Regions from separate parts of the Homo sapiens genome. Here regions 2, 3, 4, 5, 6 and 7 are each linked to region 1. Evidence: chromatin loops called from intact Hi-C (ENCODE). Cell type or tissue: dorsolateral prefrontal cortex. All regions are shown on one strand.

What was found. Peaks named below come from ENCODE experiments on the same cell type or tissue, not always from the same donor. Only the 100,000 strongest peaks of a DNase experiment are listed, where the experiment ranks them.
Region 2: a loop joins it to region 1, with 4 times the contacts of the local background. A loop is called at or near these places in 38 of 110 quality-filtered maps.
Region 3: it touches region 1 in a loop (3-fold over the local background); 4 of 110 quality-filtered maps call a loop at or near these places.
Region 4: a loop joins it to region 1, with 6 times the contacts of the local background. A loop is called at or near these places in 10 of 110 quality-filtered maps.
Region 5: a loop joins it to region 1, with 4 times the contacts of the local background. A loop is called at or near these places in 47 of 110 quality-filtered maps.
Region 6: a loop joins it to region 1, with 11 times the contacts of the local background. A loop is called at or near these places in 2 of 110 quality-filtered maps.
Region 7: a loop joins it to region 1, with 12 times the contacts of the local background. A loop is called at or near these places in 47 of 110 quality-filtered maps.

What each region holds. Positions count from the first base shown.
Region 1 is chr3:115,090,262-115,094,261 of GRCh38, reverse strand. The region is part of intron 1 of ZBTB20 (zinc finger and BTB domain containing 20); the gene reads left to right. Among named protein-coding and RNA genes, the nearest start is that of ZBTB20-AS4, 8.2 kb to the left of the region's middle. In dorsolateral prefrontal cortex, CTCF peaks have their summits at 1,670 and 1,929 (motif pointing left); DNase peaks (open chromatin) are centred at 1,611 and 1,921; H3K4me3 peaks cover 708 bases; H3K27ac peaks cover 4,000 bases.
Region 2 is chr3:114,381,828-114,385,827 of GRCh38, reverse strand. The region is part of intron 8 of ZBTB20 (zinc finger and BTB domain containing 20); the gene reads left to right. The region is part of intron 7 of ZBTB20-AS1 (ZBTB20 antisense RNA 1); the gene reads right to left. Among named protein-coding and RNA genes, the nearest start is that of ZBTB20-AS1, 32 kb to the right of the region's middle. In dorsolateral prefrontal cortex, CTCF peaks have their summits at 1,674 and 1,874 (motif pointing left); DNase peaks (open chromatin) are centred at 1,387 and 1,827; H3K4me3 peaks cover 1,341 bases; H3K27ac peaks cover 3,805 bases.
Region 3 is chr3:114,447,732-114,451,731 of GRCh38, reverse strand. The region is part of intron 7 of ZBTB20 (zinc finger and BTB domain containing 20); the gene reads left to right. Among named protein-coding and RNA genes, the nearest start is that of ZBTB20-AS5, 3.9 kb to the left of the region's middle. RefSeq lists an enhancer at 1,862-2,011. In dorsolateral prefrontal cortex, a CTCF peak has its summit at 1,951; a DNase peak (open chromatin) is centred at 595; H3K4me3 peaks cover 4,000 bases; H3K27ac peaks cover 4,000 bases.
Region 4 is chr3:114,846,525-114,850,524 of GRCh38, reverse strand. All of the region lies in intron 4 of ZBTB20 (zinc finger and BTB domain containing 20), which reads left to right. Among named protein-coding and RNA genes, the nearest start is that of ZBTB20-AS3, 25 kb to the left of the region's middle. In dorsolateral prefrontal cortex, no CTCF peak of the experiment used is centred here; DNase peaks (open chromatin) are centred at 1,696 and 2,154; H3K4me3 peaks cover 1,191 bases; H3K27ac peaks cover 4,000 bases.
Region 5 is chr3:115,168,411-115,172,410 of GRCh38, reverse strand. No RefSeq gene overlaps it. Among named protein-coding and RNA genes, the nearest start is that of ZBTB20, 23 kb to the right of the region's middle. In dorsolateral prefrontal cortex, a CTCF peak has its summit at 2,406 (motif pointing right); no DNase peak of the experiment used is centred here.
Region 6 is chr3:114,150,205-114,154,204 of GRCh38, reverse strand. All of the region lies in intron 3 of DRD3 (dopamine receptor D3), which reads left to right. Among named protein-coding and RNA genes, the nearest start is that of DRD3, 27 kb to the left of the region's middle. RefSeq lists an enhancer at 1,265-1,798. In dorsolateral prefrontal cortex, CTCF peaks have their summits at 1,381 and 1,595 (motif pointing left); a DNase peak (open chromatin) is centred at 1,574; H3K4me3 peaks cover 911 bases.
Region 7 is chr3:114,825,514-114,829,513 of GRCh38, reverse strand. All of the region lies in intron 4 of ZBTB20 (zinc finger and BTB domain containing 20), which reads left to right. Among named protein-coding and RNA genes, the nearest start is that of ZBTB20-AS3, 46 kb to the left of the region's middle. In dorsolateral prefrontal cortex, CTCF peaks have their summits at 1,605 and 1,811 (motif pointing left); no DNase peak of the experiment used is centred here.

The sequences.
Region 1 (4,000 bases):
TGACCATATTTACTAATTTCTCCACTTCTTGGTTACTTGTACCTATTACCTTAGCTTTAGGTAAGGCAAAAATAACTTACTTTTTATATTAGCCCTTACTTTCTCTAGTTCTCCAAATCAACAGTGATCTTTATCCCCTCACCTCATTTCTAGAAGGGAGACGACTAGAGATGATTAAGAAACAAGTAGAGAGAAGTTGAGATAATGTGAAGGGATAAAGCTGAGGGTACAGGGGTAAAGCTGAGGGTAGCTGAGGGGTTGGTGCTTTTGAAGCTTCTAAACTTAGAAGTATAATGAAATAAAAAGACTTCTTCCCTAACTCCCGTTAAAAAGCATTTGACTTATCTGTACAGCATTAGTTTTTGCATCTCTCTAAAGCAGATCTATATAAATTCCCTCTGCACTCCAAGACAGATTCCAGTGGTACCACCAAAGAAGATCATAGAAGAAAAAGTCAAAACATCTCACATTTCTAGAACATCCACTGCCAGGTTTCCTTCATACCTTTTGCCCTTTAATTCTTGGGTTCGGAGTTGTGAGCAGATTTTTATAGTTGGTGGACAGATTTCATTTGTTTTGATAAGAAGCTTTACCAACAACACATTCCCAAAACATGCCCCCAAACAGCATCACATGCTGAATTAAAATAGATGAAGTGATTAGCTGGATAAGTGTGCGTGTGTTTCCTTTTTAAAAACAAAGTCAAATAATTTGTATGAAACAAAACAAAAAGAACTTTTCTAGCAGTCTGAATGAATTCAGGTTGTTTCACATAATGGCTTTCTGAAACCATTTTTTGTATAGTAATTTTGACCAACACATCCACCTATTCCCTACCCCACTTGCTTTTTCGCTTTCTAAATGTTGGATGAATGTAATTCCTTAATATAAAAATAATTGTGTTCTTATAACACATTCAAAATATACCTATGGATATGAAGATGTGGTACGGCCTATACACAGTAGTTTCACTTATATCACCTTAGTCTGAAAATATATGAATAAAAAACATTTTTAGAAATTATTTTTCTGGTATGTTGAAAGAAACTTTATGGTGTGATACAAAAAGCATTTCCTGGGGAATCAGGAGGTATTAATCAATATCAAAAAGGATTTAAAGTGGTTAAATCTGGAGGTCTGGTTTTTTGTTCTGACTTTGTGACTTTGAGTACATCATGATCTCTCTGTCCCTCAGTTTCCTTCCTGTAAAATGAGGAGAAAGCTTTTTAAAATATTTTTTCATCTTAAAGACTGTGATTTTAAGTAGCTATATATGTAGATAATCTTGCTTGCATTTTCTATCTAAAAGTCACAAATAAATGGAGAAAAGTTAGGGTGGGTAATAAAGGAAGAATAACGGACATTTATGTGGCTTGAGAGAGCACAGGCACTTTAATTTTGTGATGATTTTTCTTAGCTTAACTACATATCATAATGTATTATTGAGTCTGTTTAATGATTGAACGAATGCCATAAACCAAAAATAGTCATTTGTCAGACAAACTGACTTAATTGCCTATGGGTGATTTGGTAAAAGGGCTGTTTTTAATGGAATGAAGTGCAGCATGGTTACTATGGCTCCACTCCTCTCCACTGGCCACTAGATGGAGAGGCGATCCGTGTCCACTGCCTTGCCAATAGCAAGCAGTTCACTTCTGACTTCCTAATGGCAAAGCTGCACTCTATGCCTTTGGACATTTCTATGAATACACACATGACATTTTGGAGAAGTCATCAGAGAATATGTCCTATTTCTATATAGGCATGATATAATATTCATGAAATGCAAAATACTCCTCTTTAGGCCAGTGTTAATGTTGGTAGACCCAGTCGGCCAGTATTACAACTGTGGTGTTAGTTGTCACAATAGGGTCTATTCTGTCTCTTACAAATTTGTCCATTTAGAAAGGACCCTGAAATGAATGTCAGCACGACAGTGCCACCTTGTGTCCCTGTTGCTGTGCAAGTAACTGATGCATGAGTTAGTGAAAAAAACAAACAACAACAAAAAAACAGGACATTTGCAAAAAATTGGCAAATTGTTTCAGGCCCTGATTTCGTAGTAGCTGTACCAAAATTCTATAATATGTTTTAGTCTTTGAAATTTCTTATTACCCAAGAAAAAGTTAGGATGTGTGCACTTTACTACTTTTCTCCTATCAGGGTATATAAAAAATTCTTTAACAATTCTAGGCATAAACAGGGAAGTATTTAATTTAGAATTGGAAATGGAGAAGACAGGGATTGTCAGAGATACTCACTTAAGCTCGGTCATTTCAGGCATTGAGGTGCTCCTTCTTTCACATTCCCACAGCAATTTTATATGCATAACTTGGCAATATCACCTCTCACATTGTATTGCCATTGTTTGTAAGCACATCTTCCAACTAAACCTTGAGCTTCTTGAGGATAGTGTCTGTGTCTTATTCATCCTCCAGAACCTTCTATTGGCATTCAGCACAGAGCTATGCAAATATTTGAGGTCTAAACAAATGATTATGTCTAGCTGGTTTATAACATTCTCGTGTATATATATATATATATGTATGTATTATATATATGTGTGTGTTATATATATATATATAAAATACACATTTCTTTGTTGTAAATAAGTTTGGAGCCTTTTTACTTTGGAAAAACAGCTTCTGATACCACTTCCTGCCTAAACATCCCTTTATAAATTACCTTCTTCCTTTTATCTTAAAATGACCATTTTCTCTTTTTGATTATGAAAACAAGGCATTGCCTATTCACAAGTGTGTATTGTAATTGACTTTGATGTAAAGATAATTTTTAATTCTAGCTTTACAACAAATTTGCTATTATTTGGGGTAACATACTTAAGTTTTTTTAGGTCTACTTCCTATGTATAAAATGAGTGGACTGGACTAGTTGATTTGACAGGATTTTTGTAGGGATTGGGCAAATGTTAGTATTATTCTAGCTGTATATTTAGTTGTACTTTTTAAAGTACCATCATAGTTGAAAATGAAATTGCTAGCCTTTGAAAGTGCTATTTGATATTTCATGTTTTAGAAGAGGAAACTGAGGCAAAGGGGCTTATAGGGGAATGAATTGCAAGTAGGCAGAGTAAATAGTATTATAATGGATGAATATTCCATTTTTTTATTTGTTTTTCACTTTTTTGTTCATTTGTTTTTGGTTAATTGAGCTCCACTCTCCTTCTATTCTTTAACCATATAATAAATAAAGTACAATGAACTTATATAGTAAGATGAACCCACAGGTTGGTAGAGGACTATGGACTACTTGCAGTTCAGAGACTCTCATGCTATTTTGAGTTTGATTCATAGCACTTAAAAATGAATCCTAAGTTTTAAATTTCACACAGTTTTGCATGAAATTTACATCTAGAGGTTTCAGTCCACGTATTACCATAAATACCAGCAAACTTATGACTGGGCAAATTGCACAAACTTTTTAAGAGTTTTCTTATTGGCAGAAATGTGATAATATATATTACCTTTCCTATCTACCTCACAAGGTTATTGTAAGGATTAATTAAGTTAATATATATGAAGTTTTTTTATAAATAGTAAAGTAGTATACAAATATTATTTATTGGCATTACTGCTCTAATTAAAGAAGGAATGGATAATAAAAAACTAAGTCAAAGCAAAACACACAAATTTAAGAAACAGTGAAACGCATGGTGTTTCCTAGGTGATATACTTTTCTGTGCTGGTGGACCCTCTGTAGATGACTTAAAATGTTATCTCTATTTCCCATTTTGATTTTGAAACCTGTAATAATAATGATAATACTTACCCTAAAACTAATATTTTCTTTAGATAAAATTTTTACCCATCATTCATAAATTTTGACAGTAATGTTTATTTAAAAATAGAGGGAAAAAAGTTTAAATAACCAAATATGAAAAAAATTCTTTTCAATATTATCTTACTATATTCTAGTCCAGTGGTTCTCAAACTTTAGTTTACATAAGATATTCTTCGGATTTTTGTTAAAATTCAAATTT
Region 2 (4,000 bases), 710 kb after region 1:
GGCGCCATCTCGGCTCACTGCAACCTCTGCACTCCCGGGTTCAAGCAATTCTCCTGCCTCAGCCTCCTGAGTAGCTGGGACTACAGGCATGCACCACCATGCCCAGCTAATTTTTGAATTTTTGGTAGAGACAGGATTTCACCATGTTGGCCAGGATTGTCTCGATCACTTGACCTCGTGATCCGCCCGCCTCGACTTCCCAAAGTACTGGGATTACAGGCATGAGCTACCACCCCTTGCCCGGAAATGTCTTCTTAAAGCTAACATGATGAATATCACAGAACTAACAATCCCTATGAGAGGAACTACCATTATTGAGCTCTTACCATGTGCCAGCACAAGGCAAATCACTTTACATGGCTTATCTCATTTGTTCCTCACAATAACCCTAAGCGGTAGGTATTATTATTCCCATTTTACAGATGAGGAAAATGAGGCTCAGAGATGCGGAGTAATCTACCCAGGACATACAGCTAATAGGTAGTGGAGCGCAGTTCCGCTACCACCCTTATTGGGGTGGTTTGTTACCACCTACCCTTTCTCTCCTGCCCAGATACTAAGCCTATTTAATGTATTGTTGGGGAAAAGAGTAGGGAAATTGTTACGACTCCAGTAAGATTGGGGGAGGCATCACTGGTCTAAATTATCATGAGCCAATAGGAGGTTCCAACTAATTTTTTCCTATCTGATAAGTAACAGGCACATTACTTACCAGATAGGAAAAGACCAAGCTGATAAGTAAAAGGCACATTAACGTGCAAGAGAGGGTGGGAGCCCAGTGAAGAGAGAAAATTGGGATAGGGTGAAAGAAGAGAGCACTCTCAACACCCTGGAGACTGCTAAGAGCTCACACAGATAAAATATTTATTTTTCCATATGTTGCAGAAAGCATTGCCATCACTGTATGTGTGCAATATGTGCAAAAGAGTGTGAAATATATACATCAAATGCCGCCGATCTGGTTAATTTCCATGCATTTAACATGCTTAATACCTACCATATCATCAATATGTTTTAATGCATATTTCTTTCCACATACAATATGGTCTAGTTAGGAAAGAGCCAACATCCTCCACAGCCTTACTCACTGCTATGTTTCAGCCTAAAACTTCTTGCTGGGGCCAGCACAATGAGAGTTAAAAACCAGAAGGCTCTGCTGGCTAACTCGGCCGCCAGTCTCCTTAAAACACACTCCCAATTCTTGAAGCAGCCTTTTCTCATAACAGAAATGTTTGCAGTGAGGAGATGAAAATGTTTTTGTTCTCCTTGGACAATTGAGAGATGTTCAGTCAGAATGTCAGAACTGACCGTTGAAAGGCGGGTGCCTGCGGCCACGCTTTTTTGCCTTTTTTTTTTTTCTTTTTTTGAATGCAGAGCTCCACCAGTGTGGCGGGAGGAAGTGCACAATGATTGGTCTGTTTCTCTGTGGAAGTGTTCAGGGTACACCCAGTTTTGCTTTGCATATATTTGCGAAACATCTGCCCTTTTCTTATTCTTAAGTCCTTCCCTGTCACCAGCCCCCTTTTCCTTTTTCCCTGGTTTCTTTCTTTGTTGTTGTTGGCTTGTCTAACTTTTTCATTGGAGCTTTCATTTTCCGGTTGAGGGGCGACTTCATCAGAGTGTATAATTTTAACAGAGAGAGAGGAGGAAGGGGTTGGAGAGAGAGAGAGAGAGAAAATGAGAGAGAGAGAGAGAGAATGAGAGAGAGAGAGAGAGAGAGAGAGAGAATGAGAACTGAAAAGAAAGAGACTGAGAGGCCAGAGCCTGGCAAATCAACCTTTGGCATGGTGACCAGGAGGAAGGTTCTGGTCGGGAGTTCGCCTCTCTGAAATCCGCTGGAGTCAGCCAGTGTGCTGCTGCCCTCTAAAGGCTCCAGGGAATAGTGCATCGCCACAGAGGCTTGAAAAGACTTGCCCTCAGATGTGCCATGTTTATAATTCTTTTTATACAGCCTCAAAATGTATTTTCAACTAATTATGACAGGGCTTATTCTTTCCTCCTTAATAAACTATGAACTGCAAAAATGGGGTCAATTCACAGCACCTGTGCATGTCTAGACGTAAACGGGTGCTATGTTTTAGGGTTTCTCAGCTCCGGAAAAAGGAGTCCGAAGAACCATTAGAGAGGGTGAGACAGGACATGAATTGCTTCTGAGGATGGTGAGCAGTTCTCTATTATCTGGACAGTTGGGAAACAGCCCAGTGGTATAAGGGTAAGTAAAGTGATATAAGACAAATAAGGGGGTGAGCCAAAAAGGTTGAGTTGCTAACATTTCCTGTTTATAGAGGTAGCTCCAATGCCTCTGTGCTATCAATATTCTCCCAAAGTGATCACTGAGGCAACAGGAGGGTGTGATACAAGATGTCAGGTAGGAAACAAGAGCGAATCTAGGGAAGGAAACAAGGGCATTGATATGAAGAACAATATAATTTTTGCAGTGTTAAAAATAAAAGAGTAATATATTGGTGGTTTTGCTATGTCCTTATGTTTGAAAGAAAGCTTTCTTAATTTTCTGAAGCACACATCTGAAAGTATCCTAGGCCCTGTCTATGAATATCAAAAATAAACACTTTTTTCTGCTAGGTGACATATGTCATTACTGTTTTGACCCTATATTTAAATGAATCATGAGGGCCAGCCTAGCCTTACTGAGCAAAATAGTCCTGCTCTTATTAAATACCCCTCACAGACTTAAAGCAAAAGCAGCCAGTCAGGTAGTTTTGCTACCTTGCTGCATAAAAAGTAGGAAACTTAATTGGGATTCAGACTATGACCGTTCTTAAAATACACTTTAATTTCAGCTTCATTTCATTCTGTCCACAATCAATTATTGAATGACAGCTTTGTCTAAGCTACATTGCTTAATAGTATAGACAAGGCAGTAAACTCTGGGAGGGAAGGAACCAGTCCTGTTTTATTCTTTAGCCCATGTTGGCACATCATGGGTACATCATAAATATTTGTAAAATGAATATGTAAATGAATGAATGACAGGAGAGAAGGAAGAAGAAAAGAATAGGTGAACACTAGGAATACTAAAATAACTAAGACATTTCCTTACCTTCAGAGAGCTTACAGTCTCACAAGAGGGATATGCACATAAATAGCCATTATTGAAATAAAATTGAGTGAGTGAAATAAGATTAAGAAAAAAAAGAGCTTAGGCATTTCGGAGAAAGACCTAGGGAGGAATTCACTGTGGGGAGTGAAGTCCTACCTGGCAGAGAGGAATCAAGACAGTTATAAGATGAAGACACCATTTAATAAGTATGAAGGATAATAAGTATGATTTCAACAGGGCAGAGATGAAATATGGGATATTCAAAGTAAGAGAAAACTTGAGCAAAGATGTAGAGCCCAGAATGTAGATTCCCAGGATGTTCTGGAGGATATTCAAGAAATCTGAGGGTACAGTATGGCCAATATACAGGACACATGAGAAAAGTTAGAAGAGATACGGAACTGACCTTGAGTGTCAGGCTAATGTAGTCATCTTAGATTTAGTGAATGCAAAGAAACAGGACTAGAGGAGTGAAAGAGGTTGGAGAGCCAGTTAGTAAACAATCAGCTAGATAAAAAGCAGTAGGTGATTGCAGTGAAATTGGAATGGAAACACAGATGTGAGAAAAAATATGAAGGAAGCAGAACTGTAAGAACTTACTGATGAATTGGCTTTAAGGCAGAGGAAGGTGTATAGTGACCCTGAGGTTTCCAACCTGGTGGTAGACAACAGTGATAGAGATATGGACCTTAGAGAAAGCATTGGTTTTAATAAAGGAGTTGGGCTTTAGCAACTTTGATCTTGGCTACATCTTTAAACTGAAAATCAGAATACCAGCTCCTTCAGGGTCCATGTAGACACTCAAGATTTGGGGGTTACTCCCATAGTCACCATTCAAAAATCAATTGATAAGGTCTTATAATTTGTTGCTTCTCTTGTATTGGCTTCCTCCATACTGAAAAAGATGTCTGAAAGCCTCACCTCTATTCTAATCTTTGC
Region 3 (4,000 bases), 640 kb after region 1:
TCAGATATCATATGACTTTTTATTTAGATTCCTTTTCGGAGAATGGCCTGTTAGGACTCTGTTTGTTTTCTTTTATTTAATTTCCTTCTCCCCTCACCCACTAGTTTTGCGTATCTGTGTGTGTCATAGCGTGTGTGCGCACATGCATATGTGTGTGCAATTTTTATCTTTGTTTTTGTTCTGTTGATCTGATGCTTTATTTAAAGACAAAGCTTTAATTATTTCAGTATACTGGTTTAATTATTTGCCAAAAAGAAACCTCATTCTAGGCTTTTTGGGGGGTCCATTTTTAAACACATCCATTAACACATGAGGCTGGAGATCCTATATGCTTGTTGGTCTGCCCTTGGCCCACTCCCTCACCTTAATTTAACCCTCCCCTTCATCAGCATGCACAGCAGTATAAGTTAGGAAACACCTGTGCTGAGTTGAGAGAGAAATAAAAGTAGAAGCAACTTCTTCAAATTTGCACTCCTAGTTTCACTTTAATAAACTTTTTTTAATCGTTGATTTTTTTTTTTTTTTTGGCATCCTCTGTTAAGCTTGAAAGCATCAGAGATAGTGAACGATGTGTCTGTGGAGCTTTTGTGAGGCCAGCTGAGCACCCTTGGAAAGTAGAGCAGGAGCTGAAATTCATTCAGAGACTTAAGAATTAAGTAAGAGATTTAAATAAGATCTGTGAGATCTGTGAGCTGTTCAGGGTTTGGTGATAGATGGTAAAATGGAATGCTTAGGGATATTCAAGGAAGAGAAAGAAATTTTCAACCAGGAACGAAACAGGCATTTCTACTGCAATTCATACTTTAAAAACCTTCTTTTATCAAATTTTTATTTTATATATCTCAAAATTTAATCAATTGGTATGATTGCCTTCTTTTCCACGCTTGCTATGAAAAACAGATGAATTGTGCCGATGTTATTACTGGGTTTCTCCTAAATTTTTGTTGTATTTCTTTTTCGGCTTTAGAGAGTTCTGATTTTAGTTAGCAAAAGAAAAATAAAACTTCTCTAGGTATGCATATGGTTGTATACACATTATTCTTATCTACATATAATATATCCTGTTTGTATCAGGATATAATTTTTGTATAGTTACATGCAAGACTGCCTTGAAAGTTCAGATGACCATTACATTCTTTAAACCCATAGTTTTTAGTTTCTTGTTAGTTTCTCTAAAATTATTTTTTACAGACCTTAAATTTGTAATGCCTTATCATAGCCAGAGGTGAATTTTGTTGAAACTTGGAGAAAAATTTATTCCACCCCTTTAAGCGTACCCAAAAGGGAAGAGAGAACTATTTTTCGTTCAACAAAAAATTTTAAAAGCCTTTTTTCCTTCAGCGGAAAACTCCAAAACAGCTTTGTCTCAGAACGTTAAACTTGGCATGGATAAAAAAATTTGAGTTTTGCTTTGTTTGAGGAAATTTGTTTTTGAAACAACAATGTTATAAATATTTTTAAATTGCCTGCTGAGCATGCGCTGTATCTGACTTTATTCATAGTTTTAAACACACACCAAAGTGCAGTCTTCTGAATGGCCACAGGTAAGGCTGTTGATTTGTATGATCTTTCGCAGAGGCACCTTCTGTGAGTCTACTCAGTTTTCCAGAAGGGAAAAAGGCGAGAGCTGAGTTTAGACCTGGACACCTTTCTAAATATCATAGAGCAAAAGTAAATTGCCCCATTAAGGCTTGCACATTACACTTAGGGTAAGTACTGTTCAACTTTCCTTTTTTATAGGAGTTGCCTGCCTTAACTTTTCAGCTTAATACGAGCAGCGTAAATTAAGAAAAAAAATTAACTCAATCAGTTATTTCACTGAAATAGAAAATTTGCAGATTTTAAAGGGTATCTATTGTGCATAAATTTGGGGATACGAGAATTTGCCAGTGAAATGATAGCAGCTCTGTGCTTACAGAGCAAAGATGTGCTAGTCTGAACATGCCTGATCTCATCTGGAATCGAAAGCTAAATCTAGGTGGGCCTGTAATAATACCAGAAAAGGAACACATGTATCTTTTGTGCAACCTTTTTTTTTTTTTTTTTTTAAAGCTAGGCTTCCAAAGGGAATGACAAAGAAGCAGGTTCTCCTCTTGCTTAATAAGTAGTCATAGTTTGCCTCTGGAGATATGTATTTCCAGTTGTTTTAGTTGTTTTGTTTTGTTTTGTTTTGTTGTTGTCATCGCTATCGAAGAATATTCTTTCCTGTCAGTGATTATTAACACTTTCCGTTTTTCAGAATGCTTTAACTCTGTTTGATGTTTCCTCACTTGGTTACCTTTCTCAAGTCTGCGATGACCCTCTCAGGCTTTGCCATTCTTATCGATTCTTACCAGAATGTACTTACTCATTAGCTGTTTTGTTATAGTTATGGTGGAGATAATCTTGTTTTTCAGGCTTTTATAACTAACCAAACAAATTACCTTTTGAGGTGAAATTTCTCATAGTTATCCTTGACACAGAACTGAACTTGTCTTGAAAAGGCTTGAAGAAAATCCAATTAGCCGTTTTTTGAGAACTGAATATTCTAATAAATGCAAATGGATTATTTTACAAAATACTTATTGATGTGCAATGCTTTTCTAATCTGTTTTTCTTTTCGTGCTTTAAAACAGACCCTGAAAATTAAATGTATTAAAAAGAAAGAAAGAAAAAGAAAGAAACCTGCCAGGTTAATACTGATATTTTAAATACCCAATTTAAAATAATGCTCAAAGTTTGAATTTCTTTGCAACATATCACCTTTCAGTGTCAGTCAGTAATACCTGGGCAGGTATATATATACATTCACACCCACAGGGAAACATGAATCCACTTTACAGTTACATTAATTCTATTTTAACCTACAAGAGAAAAGGTTAGCATTACTGTAAAACTTTTGTTAATTCATTATATTTTATTTTTCTGTAATAAAAAATTCACTGAACTATTGCTTTCATCCAATTATATATATACTTAACACCCATTTATATTCAAATATTTTATCTTAATTTATGAAGTATTTTTATAAGTCTTATATGCTGCTGAATTTTATGCAGCTATATGAACGTTTAAGTTTTTTCTGATACAATTTGCTTTGTTCCGAATCTGTTACTGTGTTAGAAGTTTTTTTCTTTCCCAATCTAGAAAGAGTATGGCCATCTTTTCCTATATGTGATATCTATACATCTTCAGTATTCTGAAGAAGAGATTTTTTAACCTGCAATCTCTTGGAAAGCTTTCAAACAAGTGGGAGAAGTAATCTTTACTTTGCTTCTCCTTGATCCATCTGTTTGCCCTCACTGTACCACCCGTCACCACCAGCAACCCTGAAAAAAACAACAGTAATAAATATGATACGATAATTTTTCTGATCACAGAACCAGGAAATACCAGAGAAAATTGTGGCATATGTAGGAAAATGCCAAGAGCTTCTCCAGTAAGATCAGCTGTTTTTATACTTTTTTTTTTTCCTCTTGAATTTTGTTTGTGACTTTTTTGGCTTGCTGAAGCACATCCCCATAATCTTACGAAGCCACAGCAAATTCCCAATGCCACAACAATACTGTGCAGCCGGGGAGAGGCCAGAAGAGCTGATCCTGGGTGGCTGCAGGCTTCCCCAGCAATGGTGCAAGGCAGGAGGAGTAAGTAGGCTACTCTTCTTTTCCCTTCTTACCTAGGCTGCCCAACCTGCCAGCTAGAGATTTTCTTTCTGTAGCTTTCTCTTCAACTGTCTGAGACATTTCCTTCAACAACCAATGACTTTCTACTTCCAAGGGATGGTTCATATAGCAAAACATCCATTTTTATTTTATATTGCAACATGGAAAGCTTTGAAATTGGAGGGGCAAAGGAAAGGGGCTCAGGGTATCCGAGAAATATCCCAAATGGCATTAGGCTCAAAGCTGTTTTTCATGGTTGCTCAGGTCTATAACTTTCCTGTTCCCTCCAGAGCCTCTAAGTGGTTGAAAGTAGTGAATGGGATAACTATAGGGTACACACTATGATCTAACTGATTCAG
Region 4 (4,000 bases), 240 kb after region 1:
AGTCACTAAAAAATAAAGGTTGTTATGAAGGTTAAATGGGTGTATACATATTAAGCTCTTACAGCATACCTCTTAATGAATGTGAGGGATTACTATGTTTCTTACTAGTTAAGATGAAGTATCTCAGCACAGAGATGAACACACCACCTATCTCGCTATGAACACACCATCTACTCCCTATGAAAAATCCTGTTTATATTTTGGTCGTGGCTGAAATATCAACTTTTTCCATGTGAACCTGTAATCGGGTCCATTATTCTGCCATAAAGTAGTAGTTATGAGTGTTGCTATATACAGGATGTTTTGGGAAAGATTTCCTGATTTTGGCCGGGCGCAGTGGCTCACACCTGTAATCCCAGCACTTTGGGAGGCTGAGGCAGGCGGATCACTCGAGGTCAGGAATTCAACACCAGCCTGGCCAACATGGTGAAACCTCGTCTCTACTAAAAATACAAAAATTAGCCAGGCGTGGTGGCGGGCACCTGTAGTCCCAGCTACTCAGGAGGCTGAGGCAGGAAAACAGCTTGAATCCAGGAGGTGGAGGTTGCAGTGAGCCGAGATTGCGCCATTGCACTCCAACCTGGGCAGCAGAGCAAGACTCCATCTCAAAAAAAAAAAAAAAAAAAGATTTCCTGATTCTATTGCCTTAATTTGGGGCTGTTATTAAGAATCTCTTATCAGATCCTCAGTAGAGGAGATGATTAAATTAAACCAGGGGTTAACTTGATCCAAGCTAGGCAATTATTTTTTCATATTTTCCTTGTTTTTGTAAAGTCTTTTTGCTATGCATGTGTATATAATCTGTGACCTAGGGACAACTACTTTCTTTGAAAACCATAATAACATGATAAGTATAAAATTATGTATTTACTTAACAATACAAAGCATATATCATTTTCCTTGAGTGGCAAAGTTGAGGAATTAATTAAAAACAAATAGTAGTTTGATAATTTAGTGTATAAATATCAACTGTCAATTAGAAAACAAAACACAAAACAATCACTGCATACAGTTTCAGGTAAGACTTATAGTTTGCTATGCCTTTATTCTCATTGGTAGAAAGCATTTTAATGATTTACTCATGGTCACAGAGGAAGTGTATCCAAGTTACAATTAAATTTCAAAATATTGAACTAGCTTATATAGAGCCAATTTTATCTTGAATTTAAAAACAGTTGTATAGAATAGAGTCACATAAAGTATCAAAGATTGCCTTGGTTGTATATGGAAGATAAAAGCCAGGTTCTTACACTTAAAAGAAATGTTGATTTATGTTGAATTTCAAAAGAAATGATTAGATTATCCCTGTTGCCTAGTTAGCACAATTGTCTCAGTGCTCTGACCTTGGTTTGTTAAAAAAAAGAAAAAAGAAAAGAAAACAGTGCTTTCCTAGGGAACCAGGGACTCTCTCAATACTTACCATGTTTATATTTTTACATGAAATTTAATATTTTGAAAATGTATGAACCCAACATGACTACTCTGTCTACAGGTTTTATGTTGGACTGTTGCCATCTGTGGTTGTGAAGCCAAGTGTTCTGCTGGGGCAGAATAATCAAATCAAAGTTAATGGGGTGACCATCTAAGCAGGGCTCTTTGTCATTAAGGTCCACTCTTGTGATAGTAGCACATTATCCTGCTGATTGGATTTGTAGGAAGGCATCCACCTGTGGCCCACATTGGCAGAGAGGAGACTTACTGCAGAGGCAGCCCTGGCGAAGGAGAAGCAGGAGGTAGCCGCCCTGGGCAGCAGATTCTTTTGCTGAAAAGCCAAAGCGTGCAGGACAGCATAAGCAATATTAGTAGATGGGTGATTGACATAGTATTTGGTTGATTTAGGTCCCAAAGTAAAGTAACCAAAGGCAGAGGATTAGAAACTGTATCATTAGAGAGGAATGACTTGTCTTGAGCAGGGAAAAAACAACTACATGTAGAGACACTGAGCCAGCTGATCAGACAAAATTTAAGCACGTGGGGCCCTTTACCTCCATCTCAGGAGTGATTTTTCTCTGTTTGGACGAGAGCTATTGTAAGAATTTCCATGTCTGTTGGGGGCACAGAGGTTCTCACAGACTATGGTAAACATGATTTGGCTCACACGCTCTCATAATCAGGCTGACTTGCACTGAAACAGAGAGTGCTCTATAGCGGTGCCAGGCCTCTAGCAGTACCAACTGTTAAATAATAAACAGGCCCTGTTTGTTGGCAGCCTCTTCCCCTCCTGCCAACATGGAGTGCCCATTTTCTGGGTTTACCTGCCCGCATGTGTTCAGACACTCAGAACAGTGTGTGTGTTGTGTGAGTTGGTGGTGGCATGGAGGCATCAGTCTACATCTAATCTGCTTAGTTTATTATTCTCTCAGGACCTCGGGTGAGCTAGCAAACACGCGGGGCTCTGGCAGCACGAACAATGGCTATGCTGTCATTCTAGATAATATTACAGGCTTTGCAGAGTGCATCAGCTAATTGTTTTTCTTATGTTCATTTTTGTTTCTTCAAATTCTCTCTCTTCCTTTGAGCTGGTTTGTAGGAAGTGGGGATTAGGAGGCATAAGAGTGGTTCTGTCAATTAGATGCATTACTTCCTGAAAGCTAGAAAGTATTTGGGTTGTTGGATTTTAATGCAGTATGTATATAGTTAATTCACATTGATAGTGAGCCACGCATTCAGTCAATCAACAAGTGCTTACTGAAGGCCCACAGGGTGCAAAGAACCCTGGACTAAGTGCTTAAACTTGACTCCATGTGCCTTACTGTGTTATTGCACAAGTGCTGGAGTAAGGTTGGAGTTTTCCCAGATTCCAGGTACCCAATGACTACAGTAGATTATGAAAGAGCAGTTCAGGTGAGAGCCAAGCTAGAAACACACACATGCAAACCTCAGAAAAAAAAGGATTCCCAAAAGTCCTCTATTTTGTCATGGAGACTTTTTTCTCCATTTCACTGGTCCCACGAAAAGGCCCTTGATAATCTGAGTTTTATATTGCATTTTTGGCCAAAGGAATTTCATATGTTTCACAGATGAAATAATTAAAAATAGACTCTCTTAATTCCTATAAACCCTCTTCATCCCCCACCCTCCCAGTAAAGCCCAGGATAAATAGGCCGTGTTACCATTTCCAGGAGGCTTTTGGTTGATCAGTGTAAATGAGGCATATTCAAAGTTGGTGATCAGGGATATGTAGTGTTAGGTGGGGAGGGTAACTATGAAGCATGTAGTGTTTCTTTTTTTTTTTTTCTCATGAACCAATTCTAAAGGTAAGGTCCCAAATCTGAAGTAATGACGGTATCCCTGGAGTGACTTTCTTCCAAGGTGACCATTGTGAAAAATAGCCCTTGTGAGAAGCCTATAGATTTGTTTAAAAAATTAGTCCGATTCCTTTATAATCATGGCTCACACATGATGAAGCTATTAATTGGTTGTGGTACTAAAACCATTTGCTTGAGTGAAATGAAACTTCTCCTCTCTCAGATCACTAAATATACTTTAACTGTGGAGTAATCATTCCGTTTCTTGGACTAAGATATTTTTAGATCAAGAGTAAATATTTGAAGTAAGAACTCTGGTGACAGCGCTGGGAGTGTTTCAGAAAGTTAGGATGGTAATCTCATATTCAGTCTAATTTTCCCTGAATTCATGCCTCAACAGTGTGTAATGAATACACTTATGGTGGAGTCATTTTCCTTTTATGAGAAATGCAAGGCCCCATCTTCTTATTATCTTTTAAGAAAGATTTCTCTGGTTTATAGTGTCAGAAGTGGTTTTAAAAATCCAGGCAGTATTGAATTCACACAGAATGGTTCAGAAAAGCCTGGTAGTAAAATTCATAGAGAAACAATTGTTTAAAATGCAACTAGCATTGTATAGCAAAATAATGAATTTGTATTCTCTACTAGTCTCCTGTTGGATCCATATCCTCTTGTCATTGAGTTCTCAAAGGTTTCATCCAAAAGAACTAGGCTCAGATTGATTACCCTTCATCCAAGCAATTTTGCCTGTT
Region 5 (4,000 bases), 78 kb before region 1:
CCATACTCAAGGGAAAGGGATGACGCCAAGGTGTGACACTGGAAACTATGTCATGAGCTGCCTACCACATTATCCCTGTGATGTTCCTTCCTATGGGAGGATTCTATATCTCTCTCTATTGAACAAAGGAATGACTATGTGACTTGCTTTAAGCTCATGAACTCTGACAAAAATAACACATTTTATAATGTTTTAAGGTATTCAAATGCCCATATTATAAAAATTACCCCAGAGAGGCTGAGACTTCTGGAATGGTGGAGTGAAGAGATTGGCAAATCTTCTCCCCAAAAAGCAAAAATAAAATTGGACACTTGAAAAAAAAACTCCCAACTATCAAAATCAACCAAAGGCATACAAATAACTCAAAAACTTATATTTAAGAAAACTACTGAACCTTGGGTAAGAATGGTGTTATTTAATGGCATTTTAGCCCACACCACCTTAGGGACAGGATGGACCAGGAAAACCATCATCTTTACTGCCAAAGTGGACTGGCTTCATTTGGAGTAGAGTCGGAAGTCCCCATGTCCAGGACATTGTCAAGAACAACAGTGATTTTGGTGACAAATAATTGGGGAGGGATGATATCATAGTTAGCCTTAGGGTGTGATTAAGCTTAGAGCAAACAACAGATTAGCAGAGGAGCCAGAAACTTAATGGGAAAAAATGAAGAATGAGACAGCTTTCCTTATACTAAACACAAAAATTAACTCAAAATGGATCATAAACTCAAATGTAAGAATGAAAACTATAAAACTTCTAGAGAAACACATAATAGAAAATCTTCATGGCGCTGGAATTTCTTGGGTTAGGCAAAGAGTTCTTATATAGAACATCAAAGGCATAATGCATAAAAGAAAAAAATGACACATTGGATTTCATAAAAATTTTAAAAATTCTTGTCCCTCAAAAGACACTTAAGAAAAATGAAAAGACAAGCCACAGACTGGGAGAAGATACCTGTCAATCATAGACTTAATAAAAATGTTATCCAGAATATATAAAGAACTCTTATAATTAAATAAGAAGATAACATACAAAAGAGGCAAAGAATTTGAATAGACATTTCACCAAAGACATGGCTGATAAGTACATGAAAAGAGGCTCAATCACATTAAGTCATTTGAATTAGAAAATGCAAATTAAAACTGTAATGAGAAACCACTTTCTACCTATTAAAATGCCTATAATAAAAAAAGACAAACAAAATAAGCGTTGGTGAAGATATGGAGAAACTGTAACCCACATATGTTGCTGGTAGGAATATAAAATGATTTGTCACTTTGTACATGTTTAACAGTTTCTTAAAAAGTCATAAAAACTTCTGACATGGTACAGCACAGATGAACCTCAAAAACATGCTGAGTGAAAGAAGTCAGACATAAAAGATTACAAATATGTTTTCATTCATATGGAATATCTATAAAAGGCAAATTTTTAGACAGAAAGCAGATTAATTATTTTCTAGGGCTGGGTATAGCAATGAAGATTCACTGCAAATGCACTCAGGAGATGTTTTGGGGGCGATGGACATGTTCTAAAAGTGGACTGTGGTGGTCAGTTGCACAATTCTGTAAATTTACTAACAAACATTGAATTGTACACTAAGAATGGCTAAATGTATGAAAATTATACTTCAATAAAACTGTTATTAAAAAGGAAAACACATATGTTTAGTGCCACATCTCTCTCTCTGTGTCAGGACGATCAGTTATGTTCCAGATAGGTGTTTCAACAGCTTGGGTCCCAGAATGAACACACATAAGGAGCAGAGTGCAGGAAACTCATGATGGATGTGAACAAGAAAATAACCTTTGTTGTAAGTCACTGAGATTGAGATTTGGGAATCATTTTTTACCACAGCATAACATAGTTTATCCTGACTGCTAGACTTATCTTTCTGAGAAATAAAATATATCATTACAAATTGATATTAAATTCTTCAGTGGAGAACTTCTATTTAAGAAGTAAATTTATTATAAGTGTATTTTCTATAATTTCATAATATAAATTTATGGTTCCTTGAGTTAAAAATATAAACTTTCTGTTACATCCTTTTAGGTCTCATGTAACTCTGAATCATGTGACAAAATTATTTACATATATTTGCATAGCACTTTACCAAGAGTTGGGAATATATTAAGGAACAATATAGACATGGCCCCTACCTTCACAAAGCTTATAGTTAAAAAAAAACAAACAAACAATGCTTATTATCTGTTTGCTTTCTATAATATATTTTAAAACAACTACGTATTTATTTTCATGTTCCATGATAGTTTTTAAAATAAAGGAAGTAGATGATTGTTCTTTCAATTTAAACTTCTGTGACTATCACTTCTAATTTGCCAGATAATTTTTACAATGCATATTTTAATTTGTATTCATTTTTTATTTCTACCAGCAGATGGAACCCTTTAGATTTATTTTGTCTCAAACAGCACTATATAAACTTTTGTGATTTCTTCTAATTTTTAAGAATTCTTTTTTCTTTGATTTAATATTTATTTCTAGAACACAAGTTAATGATAATAGGCAAAGATAGTCATTCTACATTCCAAAAAAAACCTCCACATTAATAAAATTCATATCGGCATATTCAATTAAAGAATATTCAATTAAATATTCACCTATTCACCCTATCTCACTCCCCTAAGTCCCCACATTCATAAATACACACAAAAAATTTCAAGACACATGGCCTCAGGGCCAAACACTGCATTCTTTAAGATGTTATGGTACTTTGCAGAAACATTTGTATGCATCTCTGCAAAGGTGTAGAGCAAAAGACCTATTATAGGAGCAAAACCACAGCAGAATGTGGCACTCCAAAGAATGGTCAAAAAGCAGCTCTCCAGCTTTGTGGTAGCTTCTCCCTCTGCACACAGCACCGCCTGAGTTAAACCATGGTTGCTGGTTTGAGGCAAAACAGCACAGGAAAAAGGATGACTTAACTTCTATTAGAAGCCACAGGCTGGACACGGTGGCTCGTGCCTGTAATCCCAGCACTTTGGGAGGCCGAGGTGGGCAGATCACTTGAGATCAGGAGTTCGAGACCAGGCTGGTCAACATGAAGAAACCCCATCTCTACTCGAAATACAAAAAAAAATTAGCCGGGCATGGTGGTGCATGCCTATAGTCCCAGCTACTAGGGAGGCTGAGGCAGAAGAATAGCTTGAACCTTGGAGATGGAGGTTGTAGTGAGCCGAGATCGTGCCACTGCACTCCAGCGTGGGTGACAGACTGAGACCCTGTTTCAAAAAAAAAAAAAAAAAAAAAAAAAGGAAGCCACAGATATGCTTCTGTGGCTATAGCAGGCTTTGCCCCAGGAAATTTCTTCCTGAAGACTAAGGAGAGAAGAGAGAAGCTTTGTAAGTGTCTACTCTGCTTTGTTTTGAAAACAGTTTGCAACAACTGGTTCTTCCACACCTGGACTGGATGATTCAGGCTGGAGTTTATTAATGAGCTAGGTTGTGGCCTTCTCCTTACAGACTTTTATTCCAGAGACCCATGCAAGGTTATCTCACAAGAATCACAAGTTCACCGGAGAGCTGGAAACCCATCCATCTTCATTAAAATTTATTATGAAGGAAAGGTGGAAAAGAAGCAATATTGACTATACTAAAATCAAAATTTCTGTACATAATTGTATATTTTAGGACTGGCCTTCTCTGTTCTCCACTTTCCTGAAATTGTTCTCAGTCAAAAGTGGGAGAAAAAACTCATTATTATAAAAGAAACACAGCTCTGGCCCTAACAAATTTACTGTAAAGTGGCTCACACTACGTGGTCAACCTTACTTTCCACGATTCCCCATCATGAACCCAACTTTATAACCAAATCAGTGTTCTCATTGATTTTAAACTAACTGTCACATCCATGTCTCATTGTTTCCGCCTCCATTTCTTTGCTCCTGTTATCCCACCCTTAAGTCACTTTCACTTAGTACTTCCTTAGGGAATCCTCTCCCTTAAGACCTAGTCCAAGCTCTAAGTGCTAA
Region 6 (4,000 bases), 940 kb after region 1:
CCTGCTCATAGAACCAGAAGTCAGAAGGGGCATCACAGTTATCTCATTTAAGTGGAAATGCTAAATGCTTGCATGAAGTGCTGCAGCCTCTTAGCACAGGTGTGGGACTAGAAATGGAATCTCCTGACTTTCCACCAGCACTCTATTACAATAAGTGACACCTTCATTGGTGAAGGTGAGGATGGGGCACCTATGTCTTCAATGCCCTGGCTACCTCTATGCTAATGCTAACTTACATGAGTCTGGAAGCAACAATAATAAAAATAGTTAACATTTATTTAGCATGTACTATGTGCCAGACACTAAGAACTCTTCATTCATTATTGCTAACCTTCACGACAACCCAGAGAGAGAGATGTAATACCCTCACTATATAAATAAAGGTGCTGAGACTAGAATGGGTAGGTGAGCTTGCCGAGATCACACAACTGGGTGGTGCAAGAGTAAGGATTCAGGCAGCCTCTGTCTATTACAGCACACTCCCTTACTCAGAGATGCTGAGGTGCGAGTCTGGCTCTGGGCTCCCTAGCTATAGAGTCACACTGCCTGGCTAAAAATCCAGGCTCTACAGTTTAATAGCAATGTGACCTTGGGCAAGTCAATTAACCTGTCAGAGCCTCAGTTCTCTTATCTGTTTAGTGGAGATAATAACAACTACCTCAAAGGGTTGTTAGGAGGATTAAATGAATTAATATTCGTAAAGCACTTCAAATAGTGCCTGTCACATAGAAAGTGTCATGTACATTTTTGGTGGATAAATAAACAAATTTAATATTACCTGATATCAGGAGGAAGGGGAAGACAACCATAAACTCACTGATATGAACAATCACTGATCCCTTGAGCTAGCACAATAATTATGACAACAATAACAATAATAATACCGTCTTTTGAATGTTTAGTATTAATCACTGGGCACTGTGACTTAAAAAAAAAAAAGGTTTACAGAGAAAATATCATTCAATATTCATTACAGCCTTTTCGGGCAGAAATTATTATCCCCATTGTACAGATGAGAAAATTGGATCTTAGAAAAAACAAACCACTGGCCCATGGCTACACAGTTCAGTGGCAGAGCCGGGATTCAGAGCTGATCAGTCCGTTTCTCATGCCCGCGGACTTAATCACCAAGCACACTGCCAGTGCTGGGGTCAGCGGAGTCATCCACACCAGAAACGGCCCAGGGAGCTAAGAGCTCAGACACAAGGGGAGGGTCCCTGGCTCAGGGTCTGCAGGGGCGGCGCGCACAGTGCGAGGCTGGCAGGTCCGGACCTGGGAATACCGCCGCGAGCGCAGCGGCCAGATGTTCAGAGGTGGCCCTGGGCCAAGCCTCTCTCTCCCGGCCAAGCCCAGCCCAGCCCTCCGGGTGCTTTGGCGCGGCCCTCGCCTGCAGTCGGTCACGTGCAATCGCTCCGAGAGGAAGTCAGAGGCTAAGCGGTCGGCCTGGGTGGGAATGCAGGGTCCCTGCAGGGTTCCAGGAAGCAGGGCGCCGGGCTTTCCCTCTCTGCCTCCCCACAGAGCCTGGAGAGCCCCCAGGTGAGCAGTGAACTTCTCACCCCAGCCGTGCTGGCAGAGTTCTTGCTGCATTATAGTGCCCTCCGATGGCCAATTCCGGTACAGCCTCCCTGTCGCAGTCGGCTTATGACAAGCGGGGGCCTCATTTATTCTAACAGTTTAATCATGTTTAAAAAAGAGCAAGAAAAAAATTACTGTAACAGTGTTAAATTGTAGTCTTGTCTCTTACTTCTTATCCAAGTGAACAAAAATCTTTGTCACAGAAGTTTTCCCTAATGCAGACTTTCTCAAAACCTGTCTAATCATAAGATGCACTTGCTTGTTAAAAATACACATTTCTGTTCTCACTGATATGTGGGAGCTAAGCTATGAGGATGCAAAGGCATAAGAATGATACAATGGACTTTTGGGACTTGGGGGAAGAATCCCCAAGGAGGGGGATTCGAGAGAGGACTTGCATCAGATGAAGGGGAGTGGGGTGAGGGATAAAAGACTACAAATATGGTACAGTGTATACTGCTTGGGTGATGGGTGCACCAGGATCTCGCGAATCACCACGAAGAACTTATGTAACCAAATACTACCTGTACCCCAATAACTTATCGAAAAATAAAATAATTTCAAAAAAGAAGAAACAAAAATGCACATTTCTGGGTTCCACTTCAGAAGTACTAAATCAAAATCTCCAGAAACTAAGCCTGATATTCTGCATTTTAACAGGACCCCCAGGCAATTAACAGAATCGAGCGAATTGAGGAAACTCAGTTGTGGGCGCACGCAGTGCTCTGCAAGCGGTAACCACCCTTGCCATGCTGACTTCACTGAGGAAGCCCTTGTCCCCCACAAGAACTCAGAGAGCTGTCGATGCCCTCGAGAGGGAGGAGGGCACTCAGGAGAAACACACCTCAGAGGTGGGAGACATGGCTCTGCCACAATTTGCTGCAGAACCTTGGGCTCATAACTGACATCCTTGCATCTCTGCTTCCTCCTTTATGGGATAGAGCCAGGGTTCCCTACACTTGTTGGCCCACTTCATTAATGGAGCCTCCAGGGAGTTGCTGAACATTATAGCATATTTAGGAAAGTATATAACTCTCAGTGGTCTGCTGAAGCCGGCTTATCATGGCTAGCGAGAGCTGATTGGCAAAATTTTAGAAACTTTTTGCATCAGTTATTAAAGCTTTGGTGGTAGCTTAAAATAGGCCATGGTGGGAGTATTGACACCACAGAAATTGGCAAATAATACAAATTAGGGCTTTTTGTAAACTACAGAGCCTGTTGTTAGCCATTTACCAGCACACCACTGAATACACAGAAGGGTCAGGCTCTTTTACATCAAAGGACATTATGCAAGTGGAAGGCCTGGAGAAAGTGAGTTACAGTATTCCTTCCCCTCGCTGTTCAGTCATGGCAGCAGCAGGACTCAAGGCTCAGCCCCTCCTCCAAGGTGCCTCATAGTTACCACTAACAGCGAGGCCCTTGTAGACATATTGTACTAGAAGCCCCCGGCAGAGTCTAAAGCTCTGAGGAGAGTCAGAGGCCTAGAGAAACACCAGCTGCTACTTGACCTGCTCTTGTATAAACCAAGGAGGGGATTTAAGAGAGGACTTGCATCAGATGAAGGGAACTAGGTTGTTGTAGCCTCCCAAGAAGTGGGTAGCAGGATCTTAATTTGACTTTATCAAATTTTTCCCTTTTGAGAAAGAAGCCACCTTTGTCATACAGCATGGTGTCAAGGCCAAGTCCTGCACAGTTTACCTTCATCTCAGAACTCACAGCTAACTGTAATCTGCCCTTCTGGGAATGCAAATGTTACTACTCTACAACAAGATGCACAAGAGGCAGATTCGGGCAGTGCTGGCGCATAGGAGCAGGGGAAACACACAGGAGGAGCCTCAGGAAGCCTTGCCCGATCCCTTCGAGCCCAGCATCTGTCCTTCCTTTCCTTAATCCCAGGCCTTGAGGTGCACAACAAGGGTTAAGGAGGCTCCAGGTTCCTTGGAAACTGACAAGACAAAAAATGTTGAGCCATTGGTAGATCCAGCTTATACCTTAGATCCCTGAGCCTGGCCAGGATTAGAAGGGAAGGAAGCCTTCCCCTCTTACAGGAAAGGAGGCCTTCGTGACCCATGAGGCAGACAGTTAACAGTTTCTTATTACTTTCTTTGTACAAGGACCTATGGAAAATATCAAGGTTGTAAGAAGATTTGATCCTGAAGTAACTAAAATTATATGGAGCTCTCTCTCTCCAGCCACGAGGCAAATTCAGTCATGAGGCAAGACAGCTGCATGCAGGAGGGCATTGTAATTGATTTGCATAGAAGTGCTAAGAGTTCATAGTTAGAAGTCTCTGTACATGATGGAAAGAAGTGGGAAGGTGGCTGGAAAGTTCATCTGAGATTAATGGAGGGCAAGATTGAGTTGCCCAGGGAGGAAGAAGGAATGATTAATTGAACAAAGACACCAGTCTCTGACTATTGAAGAG
Region 7 (4,000 bases), 260 kb after region 1:
GCTTGAACTCTCTTTTGCCTATATGAAGATTTATGAAACATTTTATTTAGCTGTGATACAGAGATTAATATAAACGTGGGAAACTCAGACTAAATGTTTTCTTTTTTCCTATCAGCTGGCAAACATTGACCTGTGTTTGAAGAAACTTGAATATATTTGAGAGAAAATGACCTCTCCCACAAATTAATTAAATCTGAGACTAAAATAATTATATCTCTTCATTGATTCCCTTTATTTTCACAGTATCCATGGGAATTTTGCCAGTTCTTCATAGAGTGATTTAAGCTTATTGACAACCCACTTGGATGAAATACAGTTTGAATATATGCTGGTGACTCTGTCCTTTGCAAGTTGAATTGGGGAATAACATACATCAGATAGGATACTTAAGGAGCCCTTTTTGAGAAGCACCATACAGTTTAAGAGCCCAGGTGACTGCTTTATAAGAGATCTGAGACCACTTTAAAGATCCCCAATTTTTCACACTGGTTGCAATCCATGCAGGATGTTGAAAGGAGCTAGAATCCATAAGTGACCAGGCTTATCTTTTTATCAAATAGGCATTTAAAACACATCTTTATGCAGATTCATATATTGTAAAGGGCTACTATTCAGGACCCAAATTTCTAATTTGTCAAAAGCCTCAAGCTGATTTTAAGAGAAACTTAAACTTAATTCAATTAAGGAATAATGAAACTGTAAGTTTAGCCAAATTGGAAGTGCCTTCAAAGACTTAGCATTCCATAGTCAACCTCAGAATTTTACTGTCAACCCTAAAGATGCTAAAACTATTGAGTTTTCAATTATGTGTGATAAGAACATCACCCTGCATAATGGCTAGTAGCCATAATTCTTTACATCCTGAAAGTGAAGAAGAATTTTACTGAGTCACTCATTGCAATTCTTAAGAAAATCACTATGCATTGATATATGCCATTGCCAATATTTTAATGTAGAAATAAATAACCTTCTTAATCTTCTAATAAACAAATAGAAACATTAAAAAGTTAATCACATAACAAAACAATTTCCATGTTTCATTTTCTCTTAAAAACGTAGCAAAAATGGAAAGTATATAAAAAGCGATTATCATTAGAAATAAACAGAATAAGTCATTAAACGTGAATTCCAGAAAGGTGAAACTGCATTTATAGAAAAAATTTCAAACATATGGTGTAGAGATTAAAATTTAATTATATGTCATCCTGTTGGAACGTGTTATAAAAATATGTATGTGCAATAAAGGGTCAAGAAATATTTATTCAGTACTTACTTGGTGCTCAATATTTGATGTCATGAGACATATGAATAATACATATATAAATAATTGAAATTTATTCTATTTGACAATCAGACTTTCTCTACAGATCTTATGGAATAATAATTCTTCCAATAGGTATATAAATTATGAACCTATTATAAGATTAAAATATGTTTGTAAAACATATATTTGCAAAAATAGATTTATCAGTTAATCCCCATTTAATCTTACTTTGATGTATTAGGAAGTTTCTGTGGTTGTTTAATAGAATGTAGACTTTTGGAGACCTCTTAAGATCTCTTACCTGTCTTAAATTTGTGAAACTCACAAGTGTACTATCAGTAGAAACAAGGAAATTACACAGGAAAATAAAAAACCAGGCCCAGGGTCTGCTGGAGATATCTTTTAATTCTATATTGAAGTATTGGATATGGGATCCATGATGGAGTCCAAGTTATACTAGGCAGAATATATTATCTAAGCAATACTTGGTTCTTATTGAAGAACTGAGAAGTCATGAAAGCCCAAGAGCACCCTCTAGTGAAATTTCTGGAGTAGGCTTAAGGGGCTTGCTCTTGACCTTAGCTCTCCCCCTCACATGACCTTTGATCTCCCAAAAGATAGCAGTTATATTTCTAGAATTTGGCTTTATCATCAAATCATTTCCAGATCACAAAGAAGGTGGGCTGCTTGTCAAGTATTACTACTAGTAGATATGCTTAAGCGCTAAGACCTACTATTTCATTGTTCTCATGATTTTTGTTTTTGCTTGCAGTATCAGCCTACCGTGTTAAAATAGTTTCTGGAACTAATATAACTAACGAACTAATGGGAAGCATTACAAGTGTGTAGCTGAATTGTAGTACCTTTGTCCCGGCCTTTACCTTTCTCATGCCTCTGACTTTTGGCTTAAGTACACTATATACAGAAACTGTATTAATACTTGCAATATTCGAGGTCAGGGGTAGCAGGTGAGATTTCCAGTAGAGGTCAAAAATTACAGGAGGAGTAAAAAGTCTTAGTATTCATGGACTTCTGAGTTTTTAGAGAGATGTTTACAAAGCAAGCCTGATCTTAGCTATAAGTTAGTTAAAGCTGTGAGTATAATACTATTCATTTTGATTAGCAACTATTATGTAATACATGAAGCAAGGCAAATTATTAATTGACTTTATAGATAATTTGCTCTAAAATTATGATTGGTAAGGAATTTAGAGATCTAAATCCTCCCACTTTAGGGAAAAAAACCCTTACGCACCTAAATGTTAAGTAGCTTGCTCAGCATGACACAAATATAGCATCAGGGCTACAACATACATACCTTGTTCAATATCCTACAAGAACCTGCTTATTAAGGAGGTTTCAATATTCTTTCACAATTTTATTCTTATTAGTTTTTTGGTTTTTTATGGTTCTAATAACTTATAGACATGTCTTCATACTTACAGGAAAAGAAAATATGTAACTTCCAAGGTCATCTTTTTTCTATCTCTGCTTTCATGTAGGAGGCTTAAGTCACTCTTGTGATTACTATTAAGATGAAGTAAAAAACATAATGCTTTGATATAAATCAAACATTAATTCTTGAAACACTGTGCCACACAGTGTTCACGTTGTGCACTGAAAAAAAGTGGAGGGACCCATATGTCAGACTGATATTCTAGAATTACTGATAACCACCTCTGAGATTCTGTACTTCAAAATTGTTTCTGTTTTTATTAGTACCTACTTCCTAGTGTTCATGGAAGGATTCGGTGAATGAATGCTAATAAAGCATATGGAACATTGTTGGCATTGATTAATTGTTATACTGAATGCTGATGTCTAATTTGAAAAAGGAACAAGACATTTTGGGGATTATCCGGTAGGGGTATGAGCTATGAACTGTATTAAATTTTGTGGGGGGAGATTACAGCCTGATGTCTTTCTTGGGGGAAAAAACCTCTAAGATATTCAAGTTGTTGTTTTCCATTGAAAATGAATGTATAAAAATGACGATTTGGGAAGACATATTACATATTAGGTCAAAAGTGTATGATTCATTTCTCAATTCATTACTATACTCTCAGTCTTGGCTTTAATCTCAACCATACCACCTGTGACCTTAGTATACAACCTTTCCTTCATTCATATTATTGTTGATATTCAGAAGGTGAGGTGGTTGTTTATGGCAACTAAAGGCAAAATTACAGAATTTTGATTGTTGGAAAGTTAATAATTCAGTGATAGTTTTATTCCCAGTTCTTTTCCTACTTTGCTATTCCTCAACATACAGTGTTGGTATTTAGAATCTTAAAACTAGAAAACTTTAATGCTAGAAGTGATCATAGATACTGACAAGTCTGATTCATTTATCTTACAGTTGAAAAAATTAAGACCCCAGCGAGGAAGAAAACTGGCCAAGTTTAATTCTACATACTGACTTTCAGTGATAGGTCACATTTCCTTATTTTTCTAAAAATAATTGACTCTGGAGAAACAATTGATTCCTTAATACTGCACTGATGTGCTGAACCAATAGATTTACCAACGTAAATCAATGTTATCTGTGAATAGACAGTACACAGTATTTTAAACCTATCTATTCAGTAGTACGGTACACTGCCTTTTAATTCCTGTCGCTTTGCGATGATGCTATAGCTCACACCGAAACTCTTAAGTGATTATCTTTAAGGATTTTCTTCTCCAGCTATGAGTCTAAACAGTCTGAGTAAAGAGGCTGCATGGTCTCCCCATGGC